2 separate regions of the Mus musculus genome follow, and region 1 is linked to region 2. Evidence: chromatin loops called from intact Hi-C (ENCODE). Cell type or tissue: left cerebral cortex. All regions are shown on one strand.

Region 1 (8,000 bases), 66 kb after region 2:
CGGTGAGACGGGAAGCACAGAGCTCAGCTGCCTGCCGTCTGATTTACAAAATGGAGTGTTATCTCTGTGTTATCCCTTCTCAAACAAAAGTCAAGTTAGAGGAATTCTTTGCAAAGAGGGCTTTCAAACTAGTCCTTTGGGCATTTAAAAAAATCTTCATATAAAAAGTCCAGCTCTTTAATACATATGCACAAACTTTTTTTTCCTTGAAAAAAAAATCTCATTGCTAAGTCAGAATAAATTACACCTGGCAGAAATGCCTTCGTTAATGGCTCAGGGCCTCTAGGGACACGGAGCTGTGTATTTTGCACATTTTCAAACATCAGAGATACCAAGACAAAGTATTTACCTCTAAACACCAAGACAGCATAACCCTGGCTCGGGAGCCATACCAATCTTAGTCTTGGGAGTAAAAACCTGACTTCAGCGTCATGTATACGTAGTGATATATTATCAACATATTAGCTTGCCTAGTCGATGAAAAACCAAGACAAACTCAGGGCACAAAACTATGAAGAAATGAAGCCCTGAGCACACAACGCTCCATTTGGCAATCTGTAACGTCATATACTGGAGATAACGGAGCTCGCCATGGAATACAAGAGGAAGGGGTGGTGTGCGGTGATCTCAGGCCCAGAGCTCTTCAGTTCTTCCAAATTTGTAGATCAGAGTGCTGGAAAGGGATGGGTAAAGCTGTGAGAGACACGAACAAGCACCCCAGAGCTCACCCCCTACACGGCTCGAAGACCTAACACTAGGGCAAGCTCAGAGGTGCTGCTGAGGCATTGCTCCTTCTGGAAAGCAGACGCACACTCATTTCTGCGTGAAGAACACCCGTGTGACACAGACAGCCACTGCCTAGGGAAGTGTGGGAGGCAGAGGCTGCCTTGTGTGGTTAATGGGCACCCCTGTCTGTGCTATGGTCACAGAAACATCCTCACACAGACCAGGTGTAATTCTCTCTCCTTCAAGTTTACTGCAGGCTGAATCCTGGGATGCGCCAGGCCTCCAGCTAAGTGCTGGAATATGGCTGAATCTAAATGAACAGATATGCTCCTCGTGGAACAGAGCCTACTGAGGGACACAACTGACACTCTCACAGTCCAACCATAGACCATGCTGTGAAGGAGTGGCAGGAGGTGTCGGTCATAGCATCAGCCTAGGATACGTGAAACTTGGGCTCAAAAACACTACCAAAACAGAATACCAAAAACTACAACCCCAACAAACTGCACAGAAAGCTGCAAATGGAATAAATAACCCAAACTGAGAAGTAAATAGAAATAGTCAATACATTAATACAGCCCAGGCCTTAGATATGGGTATCAGAAAGGTTATAAACTGTCAGGGGTGCTAAGGAAAGACACGGAAAACACCAAAGACCTGAGCTGAGCTTCTAGGGTGGAAAATCCAGTGTGTGGGGTAAGCAGTCCAGGGGACACCGAGGAAGCTCAGCTCAGGGAGCCTCAGGATGGAACACTGGAAACCACGCACACGGAGAGAAGACAGCAGAAAAGCAAAACACAAGGCCAGAGAAACACAAAGAAAACCACACCACACACTGCCACATTGCTATGACGGTGGCCAATAGCAAAGGTGTCCAGTGTTGAGCTTCTGTGATTTGGACAGAAAGATAATCCTGTAGTGCACAGCTGACCCTCTCACCCTGGCCTGGACAGATGTCCCTGGGACAAGTACAGCAGGCAGGTTTCCAGTGAGAGGCTCTAACAAGTTTCTATGAAACACTTTTAGTACAATGTTACTTCTACACTCACTTTAAGTTGTCTAGAAAACTCAGTCCCAGCGTGCTGTGTACAGTGTTTCCCCTTTCTTTTTTGGAGGCATGTCTCACTGTAACCCTGGCTGTCCTGGAACTAGCTATGTAGAGCAGGCTGGCCTCGAACTCACAGATTCACTTCTCCCCCTTTCTTTCGTATAAGTGTGCACTGTTTTGTTAAGCAAAACCCGGGCTGTGGCAGCCACAATCTGGACGCTCCGGCTCTGCATGTACTTGCTGTGTCTTTCAGGAGCTCTGAGCTCTACAAACAGGAGAGCACGTGGTACCTTCCTACGTCGTAACAAACTGGACAGGGAAGAGAAGACTGTCCAGATGAAGGCGGTCTTGGCACATCGCAGGGCCCTGGCTAAAAGGTTCCCACTAATGTCCCATGGCCATGACACTCTTAGGATGCTGTTGATACAGGAGTCTGTAAATGTTTTAGGTATAAATGAGAAACGTGGTGCCTTGGAGCTGGAAAGATGGCTCAGCAGTTGAGAGCACTTGCTGCTCTTGTAGATAACCCAATATCATCACATGGTGGCTCAACCCCCTGCAATTCCAGTTCGTGGGGAGTGGGTACACTCTTCAGGCCTCCCGGGTACCATACCAGCATGCACACAGAACACATGTATACATGCAGTCACTCGTGCATACACATAAAATTAATCTTTTTAAAAATGTAAAAGGAAAGGAAATTAGACAACTTACCTAAAAAATATAAGAGCATTTTGAAAGAACACAGCTAGTCCAGGGTAAACATCAATATCTGCACACGGAGAGGGAAACGGATTAGAGGAGGGGGCGGCAGAGGAGGGAGGTGAGGGGGTGGGGGGCGAGGGGGCGGCAGAGGAGGGGGGCAGTGGAGGAGGGGAGCGGCACTGCCTGTGCAGTTCAGAGCAACATGGGCTCTGTGTGTCAGAACACAGGACATTTACCGTCAACTCAAAGATGTCTACATTGAAACAAATAATTTCATTCCCTAAAACAAAAGGTTACTTTTACTCCAAATAAATGCCAGGGAACTCTCTGTCTAGCTCATATGGCTCAGGCCACAAAGGCCGCAGGACTGGACACCACAGTTCCAGCTATGTAGAGACTCAGCAGCAGGAACACTTCAGCCCAAGAAAGAGTGGAAACGGGGCCAGCCTGGCAAACAGTGGGCCAGCCTGGCAAACAGTGGGTCATGGTCTCAAAAACAAACAGTGCCAAGAAAGCACAACACCTTTCCCCGGAAAGGCCAGCATAGAAATAAAAAGGAGGTTGATTATTTAAATCTGCTGACTCATGTGTGACATCATGCAAACCCAGAGTGACACAAAGGAGCCATCATGCTCTCTTCATGACTGAAGCAATCAGCTAAATATCCCTAGGAAGATGGGAATTTTGCTAAACTGTAACTACTGGTGTAAAAACCACTGGCTATCATAAAGAAACTGGTTTACATTTCAGTCTTCTGAGAGCATAAGAAACAAACAGCAGGTTGGCTGGAGAGTTCCAAGTCTGAGCCAAGTCCTTGCTGATGAATCCTAATTCTGCTACTGACTAAATGCATATCCTTGAGCAGATTACTAAATCTCAGGGTCTTAACTTTCTCATCTGTAGAATGGGTATTCTATCAGAGGACACCAAACAGGAGTGAGAATTAAGTGGGCGACTCAGTCTAATGGCTGCGACTGTATTTGGACCATTACTTGATACCAGACACATACACCTTATTTAAAAATCTCGGGGTCAGAGTCCAGTTTTTAGATTTGGGGATACATGCATATGCCAATCTTGGGAGTGGGACCCAGGTGTGAACATGAAGTTCAGTTATGTTGCGTGTGTACCTTCACACACAGTTTGAAAGTGACTTTATACAAGTTTTTAGTGCACCTGTTTGACTCCATCCATCACACGAGGTCAGGAGGTCAGGGGTTGACTCAGACTTGTGGTGTCAGATCAGAACTCAGAATGTTTCTAATTTTGGAGCAATTTGGATCTCAAATCAGATTAGAGATGCTCAATGTATACATAAACGGTAGCTGCTACTATAAGTATTAATAGTTCAAGAAGCACTATGGTAAAATCTGAAATATGTCAGAAGTGGCCCCTGAAATGAGAGAAAGCTCACTTTCTAAGTAGCAAAGCTCACAGAACGGGCGCCGCTGCAGCGATCACATGAGACCAGAGCTGAGAAGCCTTCTGCTGTGCGCTGGGTTTTATGACTAAGATGGGAACTAAGCAGAGCCCGTTACAAAGGTTCCCGACACTGCACCAGATGGCTGGCTTAGTCCCAGTTTCTCTACAGCAACTGTCAACGGCTTGTCTGTCTTTCAGATGAAATGAGAAAACCTATCACCTAGTGCCATCGTTCTGAGTTCTCAGTCTGGAAACAAGCTAAAAACTAATTGGTATTTTACAGCACCCTAGCTGGCTCGGGCTCAGCAGCCCACAGTCAAATACACTTAATTCAAATCCACTCCTGCAAGAAAACACTTTGACTACTTAGAATAAATGCAATAAAGAAAGAATGAGCCATATGTCCGTTTAGATCAGGTTTCACTGTACACTAGTAAAGAAAAGCTTGACTTTCAGTGTTCTGGGTCTAAGAACTTTGAACTGTGTACAAGGAGTGCATACAGCAGACTCGTACCCCTTTCTTACTCTCTCACTGTGGCCCCCAGTGGGCGGATTTGTAGTTTAAGAACTTAGCTGCCCAAGGGAAGTCATTCAGGAACTCTAGAGATGGCTGGGGGGCCTGGATTGGTTAGAGGCTGTGATTTTCTATGAACCAACACACTTACTAAGACAGGTTCTATGAATTAGTGTGTCTTTACCCAGAGGAAGAATTTAAGCTAATTCAATAATCACATTCATAGTAACTCCAAACGAACCAGACAGAAGAAGCCAAACATAAAGTCCGCCTGTAACATAAAGGAGAGATGCACACTTACTTTGAGTAACATATGCACCAAAAAGGATCCACATGGAGGCGATGAGTGACCCGAACATCAGCATGAACCCAATGAAGAGCCAGACCCGAGCACCTGCGGGGGACAGGGGCTTCCTTACAATCCGCAGCTACACAGAGCTATAATGTCTTACACACCCGCAGCTACACAGAGCTATAATGTCTTACACACCTGCAGCTACACAGAGCTATAATGTCTTACACTCCTGAAGCTACACAGAGCTATAATGTCTTACACTCCCACAGCACTACACAGAGCTATGTCTTACACTCCCGCAGCACTACACAGAGCTATAATGTCTTACACACCTGCAGCTACACAGAGCTATAATGTCTTACACTCCTGAAGCTACACAGAGCTATAATGTCTTACACTCCCACAGCACTACACAGAGCTATGTCTTACACTCCCACAGCACTACACAGAGCTATAATGTCTTACACACCTGCAGCTACACAGAGCTATAATGTCTTACACTCCTGAAGCTACACAGAGCTATAATGTCTTACACTCCCACAGCACTACACAGAGCTATAATGTCTTACACACCTGCAGCTACACAGAGCTATAATGTCTTACACACCCGCAGCTACACAGAGCTATGTTTTACACTCCTGCAGCTACACAGAGCTACAATGTCTTACACTCCTGCAGCATTAGAAGTAGCTGACTTAGTGAATCCTGTATATTCCTGCTACAACACTTAACTACATGAAGATTTAAAGTGAGCTCTCGAACTCTCACAGACACAGACAAACACACACACACGCACACACACACACACACATCCCAAAACAAAAAAAGTAAAAAGGGTTAGACAACTTAGAAAGGAGACTAGTTAGCTATTTACTGCTAGAGAAACTAATTCTTGAGCAAGTTAAGAAAATGCCATTGGCAATCACCTCACTAACCGGCTTATTAAACCATAACTCAAAGGATGGGATAATGGAGCTATCAGATGGCCATCGCTGCCCTGGGACTCAGGGGCAGGCTTCTGAAGAACACCGAAGGCTTTGCACAGCAGCCTCCACAGACAGGCAGATTGCTCTGCTGCTAAAGGAGGCCAACCACAACACTCTTGACAGGTTCAGGGGCAGTGTCTGGGTGGAAACGGGCAGCTCCCTGGAGCCTACTGCCAGCCAAACCGATGAACTCCAGAACCACGAGAGACCCTGTCTTAGAAAGTGAAGGTGTAGGGCTGGAGATCAGCAGTTATAAGCACTTGCTGCTCTTGCAGAGGATCCAGGCTCGGCTCCCAGCACCCTGTGGCAGCTCACAGCTGTTCAGACTCAGTTCCAGGGGATCTGACATCCTCTGGCCTCCTTGGCACGATGTACTACACACAGTGCACTTGCATACATACAAGCAAAGCACTCACACACATAAAATAAACCTAGAGACTCCTGAGGAGGCTCTGCCTTCCGGGGACTTGTCCCTGTTCCGAGAGTGTCCCTCCATCTCCTTCACACTCTTACCAGTTCGTCCTAAGCAGCCGCTTTCATAGCTGTCACCTCGCACCTGGGCATTGGATACAGCATTTATCCTGCAGACAAGATCAGCCAATGAGCACTTGCGTCAGCACAATTACATAGGCATTTCATATCATTTGAGAGAGAAACAGACTATTTCCTAGGTTGAGCTAAGGAGTTAAAAGAAATTCTAGTGCAGAAATATTATTCCTTTTGTTTTCCACTAAGCACACCCAAAACCACATGAGACTATGAGACAGGCACTAATCTTCTTTCCATTCCTCCCCTTTTCTTTCTTTCTTTCTTTTTTTTTTTTGAAAGATTTATTTATTTATTATATGTAAGTACATTGTAGCTGTCTTCAGACACTCCAGAAGAGGGAGTCAGATCTCATTACGGATGGTTGTGAGCCACTATGTGGTTGCTGGGATTTGAACTCCGGACCTTCGGAAGAGCAGTCAGTGCTCTTACCCACTGAGCCATCTCACAAGCTCACTTTTCTTTCTTTTGAGACAGGGTCCTACTATCCAGCCCTGTTACATAGACTAAGTTGGCTTCCAATTCAGAGACCTACCCACCTGCTCTGCCTCCCAAATGCTGGGACTAAAGGCGAGCCACCACACCTAGCTTCTCATTTCTTTACCTATTGTATACATGAATATACAGATGAGTCTGTGTTATTTATCCCATTTTAAAGTTTCCATGATAATAATTAAACAGGTGGGGCTGGAGACGGTTCACTTGTTAGGAGCTGTCTAAAGAACCCAGAACCCACATGGTAGCTCACAACTATCTGTAACTCCAGTTCCAGAGGGTCCAATGCCCTCTTCTGGCTTCTACAGGTACTGCGCACATTTGGAATACATACAAGTAGGCCAAAACACCTGTACACATTAAATAAAATAAAAACTATTCAAAAATTGTTAAAGTAAATAGACACTGGAGTATAGCTTAGTGTTAAAGCACATTTTTAGTATGCACAAGGCTGTGGTTGAATTGAGAAAGAAATGGAGAAGGGAGAAAGGAAGAGAGAGAGGCAGAGGGAGGGAGGAAGAGGGAGGGAGAGAGGGAGGGAGAGAGGAAGGGAAGCAAGGTGTGCCGCTAGAAGGGATGCTTACTTGTAGTTTGAAGGATAGCAAGCAGTTTTACCTTTCATAATATAAACTTTCTGGTTTACATGGCAAGTTCTAGTAGGGCAACATAGAGAGACCCTATCTCAAAATAAATGAATCTATAAATAAACATATGAATAAAACAAAACTGAGCCGGGCGTGGTGGCGCACGCCTTTGATCCCAGCACTTGGGAGGCAGGGGCAGGCAGATTTCTGAGTTCAAGGCCAGCCTGGTCTACAGAGTAAGTTCCAGGACAGCCAGGACTACACAGAGAAACCTTGTCTCGAGAAAAAAAAAAAAAGGGGGTGGGGACTAAATTCATCATGTTAAAGAAGAGCCCATCAATAAAGTTTAGAAGTTGGTTAAAACAAAACAAAACAAAACAAACAAAAAAACAAAAAAACAAAAACACTAGCAGTTGAAGAGGACGATTTTCGAAAAGCAATACTGACTTGAGAATCACATCACACTCACATGAAGAAGGCCAGCGTGGAAAACACACCGCACGTGTGGAAAGCGTGGTTCAGCTGCTCAGGCTTAGGGTACACCACTGCCGCGTCAATCATTATCCACCAGCCTGTAAAAAACTGCAGAGCCCAAGACGGCAGGACTTGAAACTCAGTATACCTCCTCAATGCCTACCGCCCCCTGCATAAGATCAATGCTTACCGCCCCCTGCATAAG
Region 2 (8,000 bases):
AAGAAAGACCATGCACTTGAGGGCACTTTGTTTATGTTGATAGTTCTTGGAGAAGCTGAGCGCCGTCTAAGATTCATGTAAAAGCCTCATGAGAAATCAGTGCTTTCACAGACACATGTAAATAGCAACAGGCCTGTGAGCACAGCTACACAGGGGAGCTGGCTGCACTCCACTAGAATTGCCACGACGTACCTATCACAGTGACGTCTACAGTGAGAAATGCTGTTCTAGACTCATTACATATGTAATCATTTAAATGTAATCATTTAGAGCCTGGGCAGAAATCTATAACCTATGAAAATGTTCATTTAAAATCAGGTCAGGCACAAGTGTGCCTGGCTTGTTCTCATCCCAGCTGCCTAGGAATGTGGGCCAACCTCAGCCACATAGCAAGAGCCTGTCGTACACATATGTACAGGTGTAGAGGTATGTGTGCATGTATATAGGTACTATATAAAATACAGAGCCCAGAGCCTGTGATGCTTCAGATGGCCTCGGACTTCTCTGGAGACCTGGGGAACGTGTTAACAAAGCCTTCCCTAACCCCATGGAAGCCGTGTGTCCCTGTGTGCATTGGTCCTTTGGTGTTTGCCTCCCTCTGTATTGCAGAAGCTCTTTGAGCAGGGTCTCAGTTCCTCCCTGTGGCCCCCCAGCCCCTGTGACAGTGCAGCGCTGGCACAGACAGTGCCCACAGCTACCGAATGAATGAGATCTGAAATTGAAGCAGATGACTGTTCTGGCTGTTTGTGTAATGAAATAACCACGTTTGTGTGTTTCTATGCATCACCTTTGTGTCTGCATCCTTTTATATTTTTGTCTGGAGCCCCACTGTTGTATATCGACAAACCTAACACACACCGGAACCAGGACTCTGGATCTCAGGTGCTGCTCCTTTAAACTGGAATCCGTGAGGCAGAGGTGCCGTCTACAACCCGTTCCTGACAGCAGGACTTGCATTCTGGCATTCTGGATCCACACTGCTGTCCCTTCCAAGTGTTACTGTCTCTCATTCCTCTGTCTCTGAGATCCCTTCTGCTCTACCTCAAGAGACTAAGAGGGTGAACACAGTTTGTACTTTTCATCTTCCTTACAGAGAAGGAAATAATAAATTCATATTTGTTCCCAAGAAATGCTTTGTTGATTGATAATAGTGACAAATTCCAGTTGCAACCAAAGTTTGATTTTGGGTTTTTTTTAAAGATGCTCCTGCCTCAGCTCTAGGTGCTCAGATCACTGGCTGTGGCCTGACTCTTCCAAGGTGAAGAAACATCACTGCCCAAGGTCAGGCACCAGCAATAGACTAAGGAGAAGGTGCCGCCTAAATCAGCGTTCTCAACAGGTGGGTTGTGACCCCCTTGGGAGTCAAATGACCCTTTCACAGGGATCAAATATTAGATATCCTGCATGTCAGGTGTTTACATTATGATTCATAACAAGCAAAATTACAGTTAAGTAGCAATGAAAATAATCTTAGGTTGGTGTCAGTACACCATGAACTATATTAAAGGCTCACAGGATCTGAGAACCACCGCTGGATGTCCAGCTTGCTGAGCCAGCGAATTCATTCAGGTTTCTCACAAGAGCTCAGACAAGGACTCCCAAAGGCCCCGTGCCCAACTCACAGGCAGTTCGACTGGGCGTCTCCTCAGCCTCAGCCATTGCACACCGCGCTTGCAACCCCGCTGAGGGTTCTGGGGATCCTATAACTTCTTGACCTTTGAGTTTTCTAGGCTTCCTACATTTTAGGGGCTTCCCTTCTCACTCCAGGAGGGAATATTTTAATTCATTACATTTGAAACTCATGCCAGGCGGTGGTGGCACACACCTTTAATCCCAGCACTCGGGAGGCAGAGACAGGTGGATCTCTGTGAATTGGAGGCCAGCCTGATTTACAGAGTGAGTTCCAGGGTGGCCAGGTCTACACAGAGAAGCCCAATCTCGATAAATAAACACACAAAACTCTTAATATCTCCCTCCCTCCCTTCCTTCCTTCCTCTCCCTTCTGTCGCTCTTCCCCTGTCCCTCCCCCTCTCGCTCTCCCCCACCCCTGTGTGTCTGCTGTGCTGTACACATGGGTGTGCACACTCCTGAGCAGGAATGTGAGTACACAGGTGTCACACATGTCCGTACCCATGCGCACATGTGAAGGTAAACATAGGATGTTGTCCTCCACCCTATCGTCTTGAAACAAGACCTCTCACAGGAGAGGAAGCTCACCATTCTGCCTTAGCTGGTTGACCAGTAAGCTCTGGGAATCTCCCTGTCTGTGCCCAATGCTAGGACTGGGTATGAACAGTGAAGTCTGGCTTTTTTGTTAGGTATTGGAGGTTTGTACTCAGGACTTCACACTTGCACACCAAGCACTTGTCCGGTGGGCAGTGTCCCCAGGCCCCATTCAGCTTTTTCTTACAACTCTTCTCAGGCTTACAGTGATCACAGAATTGCTGGTCTTGAGGGCATGCGTAATACACATGGATTTCTGTGATGGAATGCTTTTTTACTGGGATAAGTCTTTTTCTCCACCTGGAGGAACAAAGGCAAGAAGGAATTCAGTCTTCTAGTGACTTGCAAGTCCCCTGCACCCCTCACTCCCTCAGCCTATGTCAGCAGAAGACATTTCGCAAAGGGGCTAACGATAAAGATGAAGACAGGAAGTTGGCAGAGTAGATATTCTGGCTATGGGGGGGGGTGTCTTGGGAAGAAAAAGGAAAATGCACATAGTTAAAATTACTGATGATGAACTAACACCTTCCACCCAAGTGTTCTGGATTCTGTTTAGAAGTAGCTGAGGAAAGAGAGAGTGATCAATTGTTCTTTCGCTTGTTTTTATTTGTTTTTACAAGATGTGTCCTTAGCTACTTAAGGAGACCCTTTGTTGCTACTGCACTGCCTCCCCAGGCTCGTAGCACTTTTCATATTCTGGGATCTGACTTACACAGAGGCAGTGCCTACAGGTGCATCATGCACTGGGAAATCTTCCTGAGAACCACACCACCATCAGGTCGACGGCAGCTTTGTGCCCATCTGACGTCCATCTGACAGAACATCTCCTTCTCAGGTGGGCCCTGGAAGTATAAAGACCCTCTTTTGGCCCCTTTGTTTCACTGCTACTGTTGCGGACTTAGAAGCTGACTTCTGGTGAGGGCTGACTAGGGCCTGGTCACTGAAGGTGCATTGACAGGATTCGCCACTAGAGGGAGACAGGTCACCCCATTTGGACTTAACAACTTGGCTGCCATATTAAAAGGGGATGAGGGAACTTATTCTTGTTGGCTGTATTTGTTTTTTGTTTTTTTTCTTTTTGTTTTTGGGTTGTGTTTTGTTGTTGTTGTTCTTGTTTGTTTGTTTGTTTGTTTGTTTTGGGTTTTTTTTTTGTTTTGTTTTTCCAGACAGGGTTTCTCTATGTAGCCCTGGCTGTCCTGGCACTCACTTTGTAGACCAGGCTGGCCTCGAACTCAGAAATCCGCCTGCCTCTGCCTCCCGAGTGCTGGGATTAAAGGCGTGTGCCACCATGCCCAGCTTGTGTTTGTTTTTATAGCGAGATAAGGTCTCACTGTGTAGCCCCAGCTGGCCATCAAATGACTGTGTAGGCCATACTGGTGGTCTACATAAAGGTCTGAGTGCTGAGATTAAAGGCGCGCAACACCAGGCCTTGCTTAAGGAAAAGATTCTTTTTTTTTTTAAGAAAGGAAGATACAAACTTTATTAGAAAAAATAACATAAAAACAAGAAAGGAAATGGGTTTGTTCAACGGATGCCTTGGTGGATGAGGCTACTTTTAGCTACACTGGCTCCCCACCCCCAACCCCCCTGCTCACACCAAAGGGCAGGGTCCATCTCAAAGCAGCGCCACAACTGTAGAGTCTCGTCAGCTGCTGCTGATGCCACTGTGGCCCCATTTGGACTCATTGTAAGACCCAGGACCCGTGCTGTGTGACTTTTGAGCTCAGCCACCTTGGCCATGGTTGGATACTTCCAAATACCCAGCTGGTTCTGGGCAAAGCCGTGACCTGAGATCAGCTCCTTATGTTGGGGAGATCAGTGGACAGAGCACACCTGGGAATGCACCTCCACAGCACTCAGACAGGCCCCTGAGCAGACGTTCCAAATGCAAATGTGCCGGTCACTGGTTCCTCCTCCTGTTGCCAGGATATTGGACTGCCAGGGACACCATGCAACAGCCTTGACAGCACCTTGATGTTGAGTGAATATTTGCAGGGGAGCCCATCCACTTTCTCCAGGACCACTGGGCCACACGTTGACAATGTTATCATTGCCACCACTTGCCAGGTGTCGTCTATCCTGGGGCCCAGCGAAGCCCACATACTTCCTGGCTATGGCCACTCAGTGTGGCCACATGGTGTTCTGCTACCCGAACATCATGGTGGTGGATGTGGCCAGACCGTGAACCACTGGACAGGATATAGCTGTTCCAACTGAGAGAGCTTACTTGAGCGGAGTGACAGGTCATGTTTCGAAGTCATTTCTGCTGCTGCACATCCCATAACTGCACCTCAGCATTGCTGGTGCCCACAGCTAGGTAGTTGCCCTCCTTGATCCAGGCCACCGAGGATATGTAGCCCCCAGGCTGCTCCATTTGCAACAACTGCAGGATGTCACCAGAACCAGCGTTCCATAAGTACACACTGTTGTCCAGTGCCACAGCCAATACATTTCCAGAGCTCCAATCTACAAAATTCAGGTAGTAGTCATTCCGGATTTCGGGGGCATCAAGATTCCTGTCTGGCAGAGAAGGGATGCATCTGCAAGCCTTCCTGCTGGAGCCAGGCGTGCCTTTCTGGCTGTAGAGTGCTTTCAGTCTGTTCTGGTAGCCTTCTGGGGCATTCTGAGGTTTGCCGCTGAGCCTTCCTCCACATCAAAACCGTTCAGGTTGAGAGACCAGGCTTTCTGATGCTCCTTTTTCATGGGCGTCCCCCTGTCTTCTGGCTGGTTTTCCTTGCTTAAGAGGAAGCTGGCCACCTCCATTTGAGAAGCACTGCGTTTGGGGGATAAAGCGGTCACCTCCAGGTTTGCTAGGGGTGGTCTGAACCTTGGAACTAGATTTGCCAGGAGTTCGGCCCTGGGTCCAGCGCGTGTGATCTGTTGTGGCTCGCATCGGCGAGGGGGCTGGGCCTGTGTCTTCCTTTGCTTTGCACTGCCAGCGAACAACCAGGGCATTGGGGATGGGTGCATCCCGTTGAAGCAGTGAGTGCAAATCGCTCTCTAACACGAACTGTGCCGTGGCACGGCTACCAGGGTGAGAGGCGACCAAGCTCGATCCTCACCGGGCTCCTGGGCTCTGAAAGCCACAGCTCACACCAGCCCAGCCCCTCTCTGTACTCAGCTTTCCCGAACACAAATCCCTGGCTCCTTGCAACGCTTCTGTGCGACTGCCGAGCGCGTTCTTTTCCGGACCAGGAAAAGATTCTTAAATGGGTGATTAAGGCAGTATGTCCCGTTCAAAGTTGCCAGGTGTCATAAATAGAAAATAGAGACCACCCATTCAGTTGACTCATGTTTGAATTTCAGAGGTTCGGCCTGGATGCTGGTGAGGTGAAGTTTCTCTAAAGTGCGTTCCCTCCTGGAAATGAAACTCTGCTACAGAAACGCAGGCACACATTCCCGAGTTACATCGGCAGCTTCAAAGGGACCACCTTTTAATGTAGTAGAATTGTCCTACGCGATGTCTGAGACATCTCTCAAGCCTGGTGAAAAATATCTAGGCACAATCTCTGTCCTATATCTGGTTCTGATGTCAGTGTGGCTACTATAGCTGCCTTTGGCCACTGTCTGCGTTATCTGTTCTCCCATCCTCTGACGCTGGGTGTATTTTAGCATATATCGATAATATAAAATAGTTGGTTTCATTATGACAGGTTTTCTTTGTTGTTGTTGTTGCTTGCTTGCCTGCCTGCTTGCTTGCTTGCTTGCCTGCCTGCTTGCTTGCTTGCCTGCTTGCTTGCTTGCTTGCCTGCCTGCCTGCTTGCTTGCTTGCTTGCCTGCCTGCCTGCTTGCCTGCCTGCCTGCCTGCCTGCCTGCCTGCCTGCCTGCCTGCCTGCCTGCCTGCCTGCCTGCCTGCTTGCTTGCTTGCTTGCTTGCTTGCTTGCTTAGACCAGGGCTCCTGTAGCTCAGAATGACCTTGAACCTCTGGTCCTCCTGCCTGTACCCTCAAGTGTTGGGATTATAAGCACAAGCTGTCACCCAGTTCAGGAGACGCTGGGAAGCAAGGCAAGCACTCGACCAACAGTTAGGCTGTATCCCCAGGCCCTTGTGATATTTTCATGCATGTATATAACATATCTTGATAATACTTTTTTTGGTTTGTTTGTTTTTCAAGACAGGGTTTCTGTGTATAGCCTTGGCGGTCCTGGAACTCACTCTGTAGACCAGGATGGCCTCAAACTCAGAAATCTGCCTGCCTCTGCCTCCCAAGTGCTGGAATCAAAGGCATGTTCCACCACTACCCGGCTCACTTACATTTTTTTTTAAATTACTATTTTTGTGTGTGTCTGAATGTGCCTGTATGAGTTTAGGTGCACCACATTGCAAGCAGGAGCCTTTGGAGGTCACGGGCCCCTTTGAACTAAAAATTCAGATGGATTTTGAGGCCCCGTGTGGGTGCTGGGAATTGAACCCAGATCCTCTTACCCTCTGAACCATCTCTCCAGCTAGGGTGGGGTCTGTACAAGGCTTCTTGGTTGATTCTGAAGTGAAGTTGGGGTTAAGAAACACATAACAAGTCCTGGGGCTGGGAAACATAAAAGACCATTTCCTGTCCTCACAAGTGTTTGACGGTACGGTGTTCCTTAGACTTGAGAAATGTTTGGGCCCCTTTAAAGGATAAAGCTTCTTTGGTATCTCGCAGTGTTGGCAAATGGCTTATGATGTATTGTAAGGGTCTGACATTCTCTGGAGGAAGACCCCAGACTCAGAGTGTGCAAAGGCAAAGGGCGTTCATTCTGCAGAAACAGCCAGCATGTTGGGGTAACAACCACACAGACATTCAAGTCCCTTTTCTAACAGGACTTCTTGATTGCTTCTGAGGTAACAGCAGACTTCTAGAACTTAGGGCACATTCCAAGGGGTTACAGAAACCATTAACAGAAGGTCACAAAAAAGATACACACCACAGGACCCCACGTGCAAAAGCAGGGGATAAGATATTGACTGAGTTTGTCAAAACTTCAAGGAGGGCTTAGTTATATAAAGTCTTAAGCCTTCCGTGGCCCTCCATGCTAGTAACAAATGGTGAAAGTTAAGCCAGACAATCGCTCCTAGTGTATATGCACGTGCATATTCTCTGTTATAACCCCTTACTCAATCTATGACTGAATGTGTAAACTCGCAATGAGCTTTTTACCACGTGAACACACGCTCTGAGAGTCATACATGTACTGAGAATGAAGGACAGAGATAAGTCCCCTTCCCTTTTCTCCACATACAGCACCACACTTGTCTTAAAGTTTTTGATTGCTAATAACAACAAAAAAAAATCATACTAGCTGGGCAGTGGTGGCACATGCCTTCAATTCCAGCCTTTGAGATGCAGAGGCAGGCAGATCTCTACGAGTTCAAGGCCAGCCTGGTCTACAAAGAGAGTTCCAGGACAGCCAGTACTGTACAGAGAAACCCTGTCTCACCCTATTCCCCATCCCCAAAATCAAACCATGGCAAATGTCTGACTGTACAGTCGTCAACGTAGTCCAGCTGCATGTAACTAGAGACAACTCTGTTAAATCAACATCACTGTGTCCCAAACAGTGCTGCTCAGCCTCCAAGAACATAGCAGACACAGCACAACAGGTTATCATCTGTAAACATTGCTGTCAATGTGGGAGCACACTTACAGTCTCAGATAAGGGAACGCCGAGGCACCCTGGCTCAACCTCTCCTTGGTGTGTGTTTCAAGCCCCTACAAAGGCCCAGTGTAGCCTGTGAAGGAACTTCCTCGGGTAAGGTATGCGTGCAATGGGAAGGGGACAGCCGGTCTGAGAAGAACA

The links. Peaks named below come from ENCODE experiments on the same cell type or tissue, not always from the same donor. Only the 100,000 strongest peaks of a DNase experiment are listed, where the experiment ranks them.
Region 1: a loop joins it to region 2, with 2.4 times the contacts of the local background. A loop is called at or near these places in 29 of 42 quality-filtered maps.

The regions. Positions count from the first base shown.
Region 1 is chr16:91,575,486-91,583,485 of GRCm38, forward strand. Tmem50b (transmembrane protein 50B) reads right to left here. Exons shown (of 7, transcript NM_030018.3): 3 at 7,791-7,903; 4 at 6,210-6,277; 5 at 4,717-4,809; 6 at 2,489-2,546; 7 at 1-673. The coding sequence ends at 628. Among named protein-coding and RNA genes, the nearest start is that of Tmem50b, 18 kb to the right of the region's middle. In left cerebral cortex, a CTCF peak has its summit at 7,046 (motif pointing left); DNase peaks (open chromatin) are centred at 4,048 and 7,022.
Region 2 is chr16:91,509,394-91,517,393 of GRCm38, forward strand. Ifnar1 (interferon (alpha and beta) receptor 1) reads left to right here. Exons shown (of 11, transcript NM_010508.2): 11 at 1-1,130. It also overlaps the pseudogene Gm7856. Among named protein-coding and RNA genes, the nearest start is that of Mir6367, 14 kb to the right of the region's middle. In left cerebral cortex, a CTCF peak has its summit at 3,186 (motif pointing right); a DNase peak (open chromatin) is centred at 3,179.